Linked DNA regions of Homo sapiens: all the other regions are linked to region 2. Evidence: chromatin contacts called from ENCODE Hi-C or POLR2A ChIA-PET data. All regions are on one chromosome and are shown on one strand. Each heading gives the region's core, a stretch centred on a gene start or an enhancer-like site at or near the end of the contact. The rest is flanking DNA. Distances are from core to core; before and after follow the strand shown.

Evidence for each region. A loop is a pair of places that touch in the nucleus more often than their neighbours do. ChIA-PET counts read pairs that join two places held with the same protein, here RNA polymerase II (POLR2A). Pooled maps may share reads with other maps.
Region 1: a map of ovary shows a loop between it and region 2 (1.8-fold over the local background). The contact joins the enhancer-like site here to the promoter of LINC00173 in region 2. A Hi-C loop is called at or near these places in 5 of 168 maps with a recorded cell type or tissue (dorsolateral prefrontal cortex, esophagus muscularis mucosa, ovary and 2 more) and 1 of 50 pooled maps. POLR2A ChIA-PET finds 5 or more read pairs at or near these places in 4 of 52 experiments (HCT116, K562 and WTC11).
Region 3: a loop to region 2 is called in a pooled map, with 2.8 times the contacts of the local background. The contact joins the enhancer-like site here to the promoter of LINC00173 in region 2. A Hi-C loop is called at or near these places in 2 of 168 maps with a recorded cell type or tissue (PC-3 and heart right ventricle), 2 of 37 single-sample maps with no recorded cell type and 3 of 50 pooled maps. POLR2A ChIA-PET finds 5 or more read pairs at or near these places in 4 of 52 experiments (A549, MCF 10A, WTC11 and 1 more).
Region 4: a pooled map shows a loop between it and region 2 (4-fold over the local background). The contact joins the enhancer-like site here to the promoter of LINC00173 in region 2. A Hi-C loop is called at or near these places in 6 of 50 pooled maps. POLR2A ChIA-PET finds 5 or more read pairs at or near these places in 2 of 52 experiments (IMR-90 and MCF 10A).

What each region holds. Positions count from the first base shown.
Region 1 is chr12:116,297,333-116,300,832 of GRCh38, forward strand. No RefSeq gene overlaps it. Among named protein-coding and RNA genes, the nearest start is that of MED13L, 21 kb to the left of the region's middle. Within about 2 kb of position 1,904, at least 5 of the 41 ENCODE cell types and tissues checked have a DNase peak (open chromatin) inside an H3K27ac peak, as active enhancers do; they include ovary, where a contact is called at or near this core.
Region 2 is chr12:116,532,154-116,535,667 of GRCh38, forward strand. LINC00173 (long intergenic non-protein coding RNA 173) reads left to right here and starts at 1,282. Exons shown (of 3, transcript NR_027346.1): 1 at 1,282-1,463. RefSeq lists silencers at 1,093-1,294, 1,199-1,248 and an enhancer at 2,657-3,191.
Region 3 is chr12:116,696,376-116,699,821 of GRCh38, forward strand. It overlaps LINC03088 (long intergenic non-protein coding RNA 3088), which reads left to right. Exons shown (of 2, transcript XR_007063473.1): 2 at 1,480-1,804. Among named protein-coding and RNA genes, the nearest start is that of LINC03088, 37 kb to the left of the region's middle. Within about 2 kb of position 1,601, at least 4 of the 41 ENCODE cell types and tissues checked have a DNase peak (open chromatin) inside an H3K27ac peak, as active enhancers do.
Region 4 is chr12:116,357,721-116,360,865 of GRCh38, forward strand. No RefSeq gene overlaps it. Among named protein-coding and RNA genes, the nearest start is that of MIR4472-2, 69 kb to the right of the region's middle. RefSeq lists a silencer at 1,388-1,477 and a cis regulatory region at 3,095-3,145. Within about 2 kb of position 1,476, at least 30 of the 41 ENCODE cell types and tissues checked have a DNase peak (open chromatin) inside an H3K27ac peak, as active enhancers do.

The sequences.
Region 1 (3,500 bases), core at 654-3,153, 230 kb before region 2:
TGGCCACAGTTTGGCTCATTGTAGTCTGATAGCACATAAAACTACCTCATTCTTTTTGATGGCTGTATAGTGTTCCATTGTGTGAGTGTAAACAAACTTTATTTACTCCTTTCCCTTTAGGCTGAGATGTAGGTCATTAGATCTATTTTTGCTATTAAATATAGACACTGTGATGGACATCTTTCCAAATAGGCTTACTTCTAAAAAGTGAAAGATAGGTAGGTGAATGAAGACAGGGAAATAGGAAAGAAAGGAGAAGAAAGAAAGAAAAAAGAAACAGCAAGAGAAAAAGAAAGAAAGGAAAGAAAGAAAGAAAAAGAAAGAAAGAAAGAAAGAAAGAAAGAGGAAGGAAGGAGGGAAGGAAGGAAGAAAAAACTGTGGTTTATCTATACAACACAATACTACTCATTCACAAAAAAGAATGAAATATTGATACACAAAACATGGATGAATCTAAAATTAATTACACGAATGAAAGAAACTTCTGTATGTTTCCATTTCTATAAAATTCTAGAAAGAAAACAGACCAGTAGTTGCCTGGGTACTGGGATGTGGGACAGGAGAGAGGGATGACAAAGGGGCATGAGGCCATTTTTGGGAATGATCCTATATTAATGATCTTGATTGTGGGATAGTTTCACAGGGGTACACATAAGTTAAAATTATTAAACTGTACACTTTAAACATGTGCAGACTATTGCATGTCTGTTATACCTTAATAAAACTAATAAAGTAGATGATGATAGGCAGACAGATGGGAGTGGCCTTTTAAGGTGAACAAGAGAAGAAAGGGGACCCAGCCGAGTGATTTAGGAACAGTTGGCTTGGGGCCTGGGGAGAAAGGCAGAGAGTATACTGTGGATTTCTGTGGGACACCACAGTGCAGAGGGGTGTTTTTAGAGGGCAGCCCTGATAAGATAGCTTCTAGGATTGAGGAGATGGGCAAGGCTAAGACCCAAGTCCCACCTCATACTAATTTCCCAGCTGCAGCATAGATCTGTTTTTGACCCCTCTGCAATACAGAACTTGAAGTGGTTAAAAGGCTGGGGCAGCCCTAGGTTCGTGTACTAGCTCTGATCCTTTTTGTTTGTTTTTTGAGACAGGATGTCACTCTGTCACCCAGGAGGGAGTGTAGTGGCATGATCATGGCTTACTGCAGCCTCAACCTCCTGGACTCAAGCGATCCTCCCACCCCAGCCTCCTGAGTAGCTGGGACCACAGGCATGTGCCATCATGCCCAGCTAATTTTTTATTTTTATTTTTCATAGAGATGGGGTCTCACTATGTTACCCAGGCTGGTCTCAAACTCCTGGGTTCAAGTGATCCTCCCACTTCAGCCTCCCAAACTGTTGGGATTATAGGTGTGAGCCACCGTGCCTGGCCTGACTCTGCTCCTTTTTAACTTTGTGGACTTGGCAGGTGAAGCCCCCTTTCTGAGCCTCAGTTTTCTCATCTGTAAAATGGGGATAGTAAGTAGTACCTACAATAAAGTGTTTGCGAGACATTGTGAAATAAAGGCACAGAGTGCTTAGCAAACTGTGTGACACATAGTGGGCACTGAATAATAGTTTATTTTATTTTTTTATACAGTATTTAAGAGATTAAGAGCTGGGACTCTGGAGTCAGGCCAACCCAAATTCAAATCCCAGATAATCGACTTTGAGCAGGTGACTTAAATTCTCTGAGTTTCATCTCCTCATCTATAACCTGGAGACGATACACATGCATTGGTTAAAAGCCTGGAAGGAAACAGAGGGCACACTCAAACTGAGTAATTTGAGGAGAGTTTAACATAGAGATTATTTGCACAGGTGTGGGCAGAATTTAGGACTATCAACAGGGTAGAGTGTGATACCTGGGTTGGCAAAGGGAGGTGCTGTTACTACCCCTGGGCTTGCAAGGACTAGAAGGGTCAATTGCCAAACCTGAAAAGGCGGAGCTGTATGGAGAAGGTCACCCAACAGGAAATGTGGCATTTGGAAGAGGCACAGCCAGTCCATGGCAACATAGAAAGGAGAAGTGTGGGGGACAAGTGTCCCAAACTCATTGTCTTCCTTCCTCCGATCTCCTGCCAGTGCCTCTTCTCTCCTTAGACAAACCCAACTAGGGGCCAGAGGGCCAGGGAGCCAACGGGAACAGCTCAGCCCCAAAGGTTCAGAGTAGGAGGACAAAAGGATGAGTGAACCTAGAGGGGCGAAAAGATTAAATTCAATAGGTAAAGGTCCAATCTCATGGGATTAATAGCAACTCCTGAGTAATCAATGAGATCAGGTTAATAAAGCATCTAGCACATAGTAAGGCTCCCCTAAGTGGCAGCAGCCCATGGTTACCCTGGAACCAACCCTAGCTAGATTCTCAGGGTTGCTGCCTGGCCAGCCTTGACCCAACCCACAGTGCTGGGAATGGAACAGAGCTGATCTTCTCCTACTTTCTGTGTTTACTTAGAGAAAACTTGGCTGCTTAGAGCCAGAAGAGGTTGACTGTGGTTTTCTGCAACAGCTGGGGGTGAGGGGAGGCAGAGAGAGGGGAGCTGGAACATATTAGGACTCCTGAAAGCCAAGAGACCCCAGAGCCCGGGAATCTGAGAAGAGTCCACACGCAGAACAGCATTTGCTTGCTGTCACTTTGCCAAGAGATTGTGGATTTCAGGGCTGAGTGGCAAGTCCTGGGACCTCATCCCCAGGAGGCAGGGCCACGGGGCTGCACCCAGGGCCGGCTATGTGGAATGTGCTGCTCTTGGAAGCGACTGAGGCTCTCGCTTTTTAAAATTGGCCTGTAAATCTCCGTATAGTTTTCAGGGTTTAGGAATTTTATTTTATCTGGATTAAAGTCATGTTCTGCTTTGGCATCGGAAGGCGTTTATGACTGTTAAAACAAGAAATGAAAAATATAGGCTTGGAATCAGAGAGGCTGCCTCCTGCCAGACTTTTAGGGGTTTGTCTTGGGGGCCAGGCTGAAGGTTTTCTGCCCCTTCTCTGACTGCTCTGGTGTTTCTTGATAAAGTTGGGGCTGCCTGAATCTGAGCAGCAAACGCAATAGCCTGGGAGGGTCTGTTAGGAAGGAAACCTTTTTCTTTGCTTAGGTGAGCTCTACCAGTCTCTGTTTTCCCCCTCTAGGGAAATGTACACTCTCTGGAGCATTGTTTAAAGGGTTTTCTCACATTGCCGGCACCTGGCTGCACTTGGTCTAGGAGGCAGATGGCTTAGGACTTTTGATTCATCAGGGCTTGGGATGACTTTACATTCCCCCAAATTGCCATTTTGGGCAGGATTTACATAACTGAGATTCCAGCTTTCTTTGGCCTAGTTTTGCCATTTTCTCTATTCCGTTTTGCTTTTAAAGCACACATGCATTGTGTGTGCACACACATGCATACACACACACACACACACACACACACACGCATTTCTTTCCTAATGGTACAAGTTATACATGCTTCATGGAGAACACTTGGAAAGCAAAGGAAAGCACCAAGCGGGGGTCGGGGTGGGGAAGGAGCT
Region 2 (3,514 bases), core at 32-2,531:
CATCCTGGATGACAGAATGAGACTCTGCCTCCAAAAAACAAAACAAAACAAACAAATAAAAAAAAAAAAAAGATGGTGGCAGCTCACACCTGTAATCCCAGCAACTGGGGAAGCTAAGGCAAGAGGTGTGGCAGCTCACACCTGTAATCCCCAGCAACTGGGGAAGCTTGAGGCCAGGAGTTCAAGACTAGTCTGGGCAACATGATGAGATTTGATCTCTACAGAAATAAAAATAAAAATTAGCTGGGCATGGGGGCAAGCACCTGTGGTCCCAGCTACTCAAGAAGCTGAGGCAGGAGGATTGCTTGTGTCCAGGAATTCAAGGCTGCAGTGAGCTACGATCACACTGCTGCACTCCAGCCTGGGCAACAGAGGGAGACCATGTCTTTAAAAAAAAAAAAAAAAAAAAAAAAAAGATGGCGCTAGAGAGACAGTTGATACAGGGTATGGATGGTGACCATCATTGATCATCATGGCTGCTGGTGGGTAGTGGATGGGAGTGAGAACAGCATTAAGAGGAAGGCCAGTGATGAGGCGGGGACAGTGGTCCAGGAGGAAGATGCAGGTGGCCTGGACCAGGGGGCACACAGTGAGCCACGTGTGTCAGGCAAAACCAAGAGGGCTTAGTGAGGATCTGGATGCACAATCATTCAATATAGACTCAACTCTGCCCCTCCTATTCAGCACCTGTATGCACTTATGGATGGGAGGAGAGTGTTGGAGGGAGAAAGTATATGTTCTCATAGGGATGCTGAAGAACAGGTCAGAAGACCCCTGGCTTCAAATTTTGACTTTTTCATTGCCAGATCCCGAGAGAGTAACTTCGTTTCTTTGTGCCTGTGTTCCTTCCCCTGTAAAATCAAGGCCCCAACATGCACTTCATAGGTCGTTGTGAGACGGGGACAACAGCACCTGCCCTGGCTACCTCCTAGGGCTCTTGGGAGACCCAAATGAGTTGTTAATCCTTCAAGGACAACACAGATCACGTTGCTGGGCTGATGTCATTGCTTTTGGAAAGCAGGTCCCTTGAACAGATTCTCCCAAAGCAGTGACTTTAGGAACATCTCGAAGGCGACAGATTCCAGTTGTTAAGGCTACGATGAAATAGCAGAAGACTCTGGGAAGCAGCGTGCAACGAGTGGCAAAGGAGCCCCTAACGCTCTTTCTTCTGTGCTCGCCCCGCCCCCTCCGGCGTGGGCCCCGCCCCGACTAAGCCCCAGCCAGGCCCCGCCCCCGATGTTAGCGCAAGCCACGCCTCCTCAGCTCCCAGCCTTCTGGGTCCGAGGCTCCCACCTGCTCTAAGCGCTTGGTACCAGGGAGGGAATGGGAGGACGCTTGCGGGATAGGGAGGCGGGGGCTGGAAATTGGCAGGGTGAGAGCTGGGGAAACTAGTCTGGGACGCAGCCCTCCTTGTCCCCCTTCTTCATTCACCCCCTTGTTGAGGCCCTTGGCTTTTGCATAATGTAAGTACTTATTTAATGCGTGTGCTGGCTCGAGAGCTCTGCATTTGTCTTTCTGTCCTTCATATGCCAGTGTACCTCCGCCTTCTGTCTGTCTAGGTGGGAGCTCCTGGAGAGGAGGGTGCTTCCCAGCAGTTGCTGTTCGACCCCCAGCCCCGGGCCAAGGGCACAGAGAGAGAGACAGAGAGGCTGGGGCTGCAGTGGGGGTGGGGAGGTGGGAGCTGGGGCGGGGCGGAGGGAGCGAGGGGGAGGAATGAGAGCACCATATGACAGGCTTGTGGAACCACATCTGATGCCAACTTGGATGCTGTCCTTTTTCTCCAATAAAAGGAACTTTTCACTTGTTTTTCAGACACCCTTTAAAAAAATGTATTTAAAGAGGCTGGTTCCTATCCATCCGACTGGAGGCATCTCAGTGCAAGAGCAAAGCTAAGTCCTGCACACGCTCCTCCCCTCCTCCTCCTCCTTCTCCCCCCAGGTTTTCCCGAATGTATCTACTCCGGTTACAACTAGACGCGGCCCCTCCCCCACCTGCCTCCCCCCTTCCTTCCCTCGATCGTGGAGGGAGCGTTCTCTGTGCCTTCCCAAGTCCCCGTGGGGGACCTTCTATGTTGGAGTGGGGGGAGGGGGGGAGGGTCATATAACGAAGGCCAGAAAGAACAAATTAGATAATCAAAAGAATTATAGTAATTGCTTTCACTTTCCCCCGCCCGCTCAGCGGATTCCCTCCCCCGCCCCTCCCCTGGTTTTTCTGTCTGTCGGGAATACTCGGTCTTTCCGACCCCCTCCCCTCCCCCAGGTTCCTCCTCTCCTCTCCCCTTGCTCGCGCGTTCCCTCTCTTCCTCCGTTTTCTGGTGTGCTGGAACGTTCAGCGGAATATGATGAATGATCACCTGTCACAGCTTGTTTATTATAATGCAGGCAATCAATTACACATCCCCAATGCTGGCCGGCCCGCAGGAAATTTATATGCTCAGCACAAACCAATGTGAAAATGGAATCTCATTTGCCAAATGTCTTTCTCCCCGTACAGCACGATGATTACAGTCTGTGTTTGTTTCAACAGTCGTGTACAACTGACAGTGCCATCATTTACTGCCTGGCTCAGGTCACGTTACTCTAAGGCTTTATTTATGGTGTTACGAAGGGCAGCACAGGAAAAGGACAAGGGTGTCTGTCAGGGATGGCACTGTGTTAAAAAGTGGGCGTGCAAGGGCCGCATTCCCGGGCAGCCGCTGCAACCTCAGCCCCTGGGCCCTTACCTCCGCAGCCTCTCCCAGCATCCAGCTACCCAGACTCCAAGGCCCCAGGCGAGAGCCAGCTCTCGGTACCTGGAGCTCCACAGGTCCCAGAATCGGGGTGGATCAGAGTTCAAATTCTGGTTCTGCTACTGTCTAATTGCGTGCTGCAGGGACTCAATCTCTTCATCTGGGAAATGGGAGTAATAACCCTTGGCAGGAATGTTGCGATCCTCTGGGATGTCAGAGGTGTTGATGAATGTTAGTTCCCGGGACTTCGGAAAGAGGTCCCGTTGGAAGAGATGTGAATTGGAATTCACACCCTATATTAAAATCTCCTCCAATCTTCACCTCTGAGACATGGCTGTCTCAAGACTGTTTTGTTTCCCTTCCTGGTGGAATTTTGCACTTTTATGTCCTGTGTAGCAGCAGGTAGTGTGGCTTTGAGAAAATAAAATGGCCACCTTGCTCCGCTGTTCTTTCTTTGTAAAAAAAAAAAAAAAAAAAAAAAAACGGCATAGCAATCTTGGCCTTTCTAGCTGTGTGACCCCAGGCCGGTCAATCCCTCCTCCTCTCCAAGCCTCGGATTCCTCCCCTGAGAAGTAAAGAAAATAACTCCTAAACTGCCTCCCGAGGCTTGCTGGCAGGATCCAAGGTGTCCAGAGATGTTAAAAAAAAAAAAAAAAAAAAAAAAAAGCCCAGTAAATGGGAAAGTGAGGCTGTCACTGCTGAGTGGCATCCTGTTTTCAGGAGTTCTGGTTGGTCCCCAGAGTTCTGCTACACAAAATGTTGACCCAAATTTGTACCCCCACAACA
Region 3 (3,446 bases), core at 351-2,850, 160 kb after region 2:
GGTTTTCAATCAGGGCGATGTTGCCCCCCAGGGAACATCTCGAAATGTCTAGAGATACTTTTGGTTGTCATCATCTGGGGAGGGAGGTGCTGGAATGTAGGGGCCAGGGGGGCTGCTAAACACCCTTCAACACACAGGGCAGCCCCCGCAACAAAGAATTATCCAGACCTAAATGTCACTGGTGCCCAGGCTGATAACTCCTGGGCTAGGGAAGACAGAGGACTGCTGTTCAAGGCAGGGGTCAGGGAAGGCCTCCGGTGAGGGACACTTGAGCAAGGACCCAGAGCAGATGAAGGATGTCTGTGGACGGAAGGTCTCAGGCAGAGGGGATGGGGTTGGAGGAGGCGCCCTCACTGCAGGTGGGAGCATGCACGCCTCGAGGGAGAGATCTGGGGGTTTCAGCCTAAGTGTGATGGAGCCTGGGGGTCCCAGCAGGGCCAGAGATGCTCTCACTTAAGCTTCCAAAGGGTTCCTTTGGCTGCTGCAAGGAGAACAGCCTAGGAGGAGCCGAGAGGAGCTGGGGACTAGGTGGGAGGATGCTGGGTCACCTAGGCAAGAAATGTAGGGGCTGGAAGGGGAAGAGGAGCCCCAGGGTGGTAAGGTGTGGTCTGGATCAGAATGTGTCATCCAGGACCGGGCGCAATGGCTCACGCCTGTAATCCCAGCACTTTGGGAGGCCAAGGCGGGCGAATCACTTGAGGTCAGGAGATCGAGACCAGCCTGGCCAACATTCTGAAACCCTGTCTCTACTAAAAATACAAAAATTAGCTGGGCGTGGTGGCAGGTGCCTGTAATCCCAGCTGCTCAGGAGGCTGAGGCAGGAGAATCACTTGAACCCGGGAGGTGGAGGGAGCAGGGAGCCGAGATCATGCCACTGCATTCCAGCCTGGATGACAGAGCAAGACTCTGTCTCAAAAAAAAAAAAAAAAAAAAAAAAAAGACTGCGCCATCCAGGCTGTAGCTTCTAGAAGGGATTTGCTGAGGGATTAGTTGAGGGTGCGAGACAGAAATCAAGAGCCACCTTGGAGCTGACTTTCCATGAGGTCCCTGCTCCAGGTGTGTCCTTGACAAAAGGGACTCCAAGCCCTGCTTCTAACCCTAAGCCAGTGGCTCTCAACTAGTGGCGATTGTGCCCCCCAGAGGACACTGGAGACTAGGCCATGTCTGGAGACATTCGGGGTTGTCATAGCTGGGGATGCTGGCTCCTACCGGCATCTAGGGGGTGGAGAGGTCAGGGATGCTGCTGAACGTCCTGCAGTGCCCAGGACAGCCCCCACCACAGTCACCCAGCCCCGAATGTCACTAGTGCCAAGACTGAGGAATCCTGACCCCTGATTCCCCCTAAACCCTGCCACCTCCTCTCACACGGGGCCTGGCCCCACCAACTTAGCGGGGACTTTGTCAGAGGCCAGAGATTCCAAATCAATGCATCTCAGTGGCTAAGGTCCATATTAACTACATCTCACTTGCTTCTGACAGTGACACAGATCAGATGCTGCTGCTGTCGTGGCTGCCACCACAAGAAACAAGAGTGTTGGAGTGCAAATTCATTATCCAGCTGTTAAGAGCGACAGAGCATGCACACATCTCTCCCCGACCGGGTTATCTGAGAGCCAGCCCTGCTGTATGATTGAGTGGCTGCCAGCCTCCTCTTCTCTGTAACCTTGACACGCCAGAGCCGGGCCTCCAGTGCACAGGCTAAAAATCCTAAAGGCAACGGCGGCGGCAACAAATAGATGGGTTAATTTGTTTCATGCCCCCGTTGTCACCAGGCTCTCGCAGAATAAAACCACCACCACCACCACCACAACCTCCATTTGTGGGGTTTAATACCCCAGCTGCTGGGAATCAGATTCAGCCGGAGGAAGAAAATGTGACGTCGATGCAGAGATCCATTTATTCGGTGATGTTTGCTTAAAAACCGGTTTTTCATCTGCAGGTTATTCTTGCACGCTTGGACCTCAAGCAACACAATATCACATTTCCAGGTGGTATCTTTAAGGAAAGCTAATTAAGACTCTTGGCACTTGTAGGATGAAACATTTTACAATTTTCTTCAAAGCAATTTGCCAACATTAGCTAATTAAAACACCCAGCCTTCCATTGAGGGACAATGGGAAGAGCATACAATTGTCATTTCTGAGCATCTGTTGTACGGATAGAAATCCAAATTCCTGTTGCTTCTACTTGGTCAATGTCCTTCTCTGAAGGTGGCCTTTCATGGTTTTTCTGCAACCTGCATTTAGGAGCATTTAGAAGAAGATTCCAGCTTTTCTAGCACTTAGCCTCTAAAATAAAGAACAACACAGGGAAAGGAGTTTGAGCAATTGAGGCTGGTCTGCTAAGCCAGGGGTTGGCAAACTATGGCCCAAGGGCTAAATCCAGCCCTTGACCTTTCTTTAAAGTTTTATTGGAATACAGCCATGCTCATTGGTTTACATATTGTTTCTGGCTACTCTCAAGCTAAAACAGCAGGGTTAAGTGACTGCTAGAGAAAGTATAAGGCCTAGAAAGCTGGAAATATTTTTACTGTCTGGCCCTTTATGAAAACAGTTTGCAGACCTCTGCATTCAGCGGTCTGTTGCATCTGCCTATGATTTTCCCGCTCTGCAGGCCAAACTACCCCATTCCCAGTTGTTGATTGGACAGCTCTTTTCCCATGGTGTCATTACTGTTATTAAGTGTCTAGGCCCCAAATGAAGGTCTCCAAAGAAGTGTCTCTGGTCAGTAGAAAGGATTTTTTTTCTTTAGATAGAGATAGGGCCTCTCTATGTTAACCAGGCTTATCATGAACTCCTGGCCTCAAGCAATCCTCCCATCTCGGCCTCCCGAAGTGCAGGGATTACAGGCATGAGCCACCATGCCCGGCCCATTAGAAAGGTTATTCAAGGAAAGGGAATTTGAATTTAATCTCTCAGTATAGAAGATAATTTGACAATGTCAAAACCCAATAGAGGCCGGGCACAGTGGCTCACACCTGTAATCCCAGCACTTTGGGAGGCTGAGGCGGGTGGATCACCTGAGGTCAGGAGTTCGAGACCAGCCTGGCCAACATGGTGAAACCCCGTCTCTACTAAAAATATAAGAGTTAGCCAGGCGTGGTGACACATGTCTGTAATCCCAGCTACTTGGGAGGCTGAGGCAGGAAAATCACTTGAACCTAGGAGGCAGAGGTTACAGTGAGCCAAGATCGCACCACTGCACTCCAGCCTGGCAACAGAGTGAGACTCCGTCTCAAAACAAAACCCAATAGAATCTTTCTCCCATTTTACTCCGTTTTCCTAAGGATTGCAAGGTCAGCCTTCTGCTGCAGTTCGTCCAAAACATTTCCCCTTCTCCAGCCGCCACCACCCCGTTTGGAGATTCCGTCTTGGGGAATTCATTCCCCTTTTTTGAGTCCTGCCTTCTGGATAGTTCGAGGACCCTTCAGTTCTCCATGGATGGAG
Region 4 (3,145 bases), core at 226-2,725, 170 kb before region 2:
GAACCAGGGAAACCAATGGCATAGGTCCCAGTCTGAATCCTAAGTCCCCCAAACCAGGAGTGCTGATGCCTGAGGGCAAGAGAAGGTGATGTTCCAGCTCAAGCAGACAGCAAATTCATGCTTCCTAAACCTTTTTCTATTTGAGCTCTCAGTGGATGACATGACGCTCACCTGGATTGGTGAAGGCAAACATTATTCAATCTACCGATTCAAATGCTAATCTCTTCTGGAAATACCCTCACGGACATACCCAGAAATAATGTTTTACCAGCCATCTGGGCATCCCTTAACCTAGTCCAGTAGACACATAAAATTAATCATCACACATGGAAGTCTGGTCACTTCACATCTCTTCACAGCGACGGCGGCTCCAGTTTCCAGTCCAAATCAGTGTACGTGCTAGGGGGCTTTCTGCACAGCTTTTGGGTGGGGTAGTCAATCGAAGAGATCAAGTTTGCATGCTGGAATATTTTAGTTGCTGAGATATTTCAATGGTTTGTGAAGACCATGGGGAAATAAACATTTAAAATTAAAAGTGGCTTGGAAAATCAAGGCAGTTTCTCAGCGGTAGTCCCCCGTTGACAGAAATATTTGGGACACTTGTTATAATTTCTTTATTTCTACCCAGACTTATTTAATCAAACCTTGGAGGTGAGAACCAGAGCTCTAATACACACCAATACCGTATTTATAGTTAGCATCAAAGTAAAGGGAAGTTTGAGGTGATTTACACCAAATCCAAACTCAGTGATATCCGAGTAAGTGAAATTTGACTATATTTTAATATTGCAATCTCCCTGCATTTTTCTTGCCACTGATAGCTACATCCACCCTTTTGCTTTAAATTCCTTCTATTTTCCAATCCCTTCTGTCAGACAGCTAAAAAAAAAAAATGGTTACAATATTCTTAGAAAACTGTGCTTCAGAGAAAGCAGTGAGGTTACTCAATTGTTTCTCCTCTGTTAATTTGAGAATCTTAAATTATGCATGTTGTTTTGCACACATTTGCATGTTCAATTCACATGCCTGAGTTATTCGTCTACAAGATAAAACCAAGCATAGTAATTCAAGTAACCTGTGTCTGATTTCTCTTCACCCAAATTTCAGGGCTAACCGAGTTGCAGTTAAAGAATGGATAATTAAATCACTTGGGAAGCGCAGGGGAGTGCTGGTGGATAGGAAAGATGGGGTTACTGAGCCAACTCCTGCCTCCATCCCGTCTGGATTGTCAATCGTTTCTCCTTCCATGACCTGCTGGATTTCATAACCTCCACGAGGCCCCTTTCCCAGAAGGGACTCACTGTCCTGGTTACAATCCTTAAATCTAGCTGGGCAGGAAGGCCAGGAGTGGAGTTTGTCCTCTGCCTGGTGTGGATAACCTTGAACATAAAGAAACCACCACAATACAAACGGCCCTGAAATCTGAACCAATGCCACCGCAATATGCAGATGAGAAAGTCAGAACCATTCCTCCATTGGCTGACTGCCGGCCTGACGTCACAGTGGCCCAGCCCAGCGTGGCCAGAAGTGCTGTGGGCAACTTTCTGGACAAGTTGGAAAGCTTGTGTGTGTGGGTGTGTGTGTGTGTGTGTGTGTGTGGGTGTGTGTGTGTGGGGGGGGGGGGGTCTTTTTTTTTTTATCAGCTGGTGCTGGTTTCCTGCATTTCCTGTGTTACGGGGGGGGAAAAAGGTGTTTATGTACAGCAAGAACTGATGAACTCAGGGCTGAAGAGCATTTTGTTCTCTGTGGCAGCTCTATCCCTTTCCTTAGGGGAGATCTATGTTAGAAACAAAAATGTCATAGGGGAAGGTTGTGAATTCTAAATGAACTGTGGGGACCTCACGAACCTCTTCAGCTTAGTGGTTTCCAGGAAGCCCCAGGCTGAGCCAAACTTTGTGACTTAGCTGGTGTGAGTCTTTGGCTGTGATCTTGACCACAAACTTCAAGATATGCAGGCATGGGAGGCTGGGGGCCTTTTTTATTTTTCTCTACCTCACTTTGCCAGGTTCAATGCAAAGACAGAATCCAATCCTCTGATCTGTGAACTTCTGACGATTCCCCGCCCTCAATGTGCTGGTGGTAGGAAAATTTCCTCTTCTCTTTTCTTTTCTTTCTTTCTCTTTCTCTCTTTCTTTCTCTTTCTTTCTCCCTCCCTGCCTTCCTGCCTTCCTTCCCTCCCTCCCTCCTTTTCTTTCTTTTCTTTTCTTTTCCCTTCTTTCCTTTCTTCCTTCCTTCCTTCCTTCTTTCTGTTTCTTTTAGACGGAGTCTCGCTCTGTCGCCCAGGCTATAGTGCAATGGCACGATCTCAGCTCACTGCAAGCTCCACCTCCCAGGTTCACGCCATTCTCCTGCCTCAGCCTCCCGAGTAGCCTGGACTACAGGTGCCCGCCACCACGCCCGGCTAATTTTTTAATTTTATTTATTTATTATTTTTTTTTGAAGAGGCGGGGTTTCACCATGTTAGCCAGGATGGTCTCAATCTCCTGACCTCGTGACCCACCTGCCTCGGCCTCCCAAAGTGCTGGGATTACAGGCGTGAGCCACCGCACCGGTCTTCCTTCCTTCCTTCCTTCTTTCTTTTTCTTTCTTTCTTTCCCTCCCCGCCCTCCCTCCATTCCTTCCTTCTTCTTTCTTTCTTTCCCTCCCCTCCCTCCCTCCCTCCCTTCCTTCCTTCTTTCCCTCCCCTCCGCTTCCTCCCTTCCTTCCTTCCTTCTTTTTCTTTCTTTCTTTCCCTCCCCTCCCTCCCTCCCTTCCTTCCTTCTTTCTTTTCTTTCTTTTTTTTCTGACAGAGTCTTGCTTTATCACCCAGGCTGGAGTGCAGTGGCACAATCTCAGCTCACTGCAACCTCCACCTCCCAGGTTCAAGCCATTCTCCTCCTCAGTCTTCCAAGTAGCTGGAATTACAGGTACACACCATCATGCCTGGCTAATTTTTGTATTTTTAGCAGAGAGATGGGATTTCACTATGTTGGTCAGGCTGGTCTCAAACTCCTGACCTTAGGTGATCCGCCCACCTCAGCCTCCCAAAGTGCTGGGATTACGAGTGTGAGCTGCCGCACCCTACCTAGAGAGAGAGATTTCTTACGATGTTATTTGAGCACCTGGATCCAGCTGGACCTGAAACCACAACTCCTGCACATTTTTG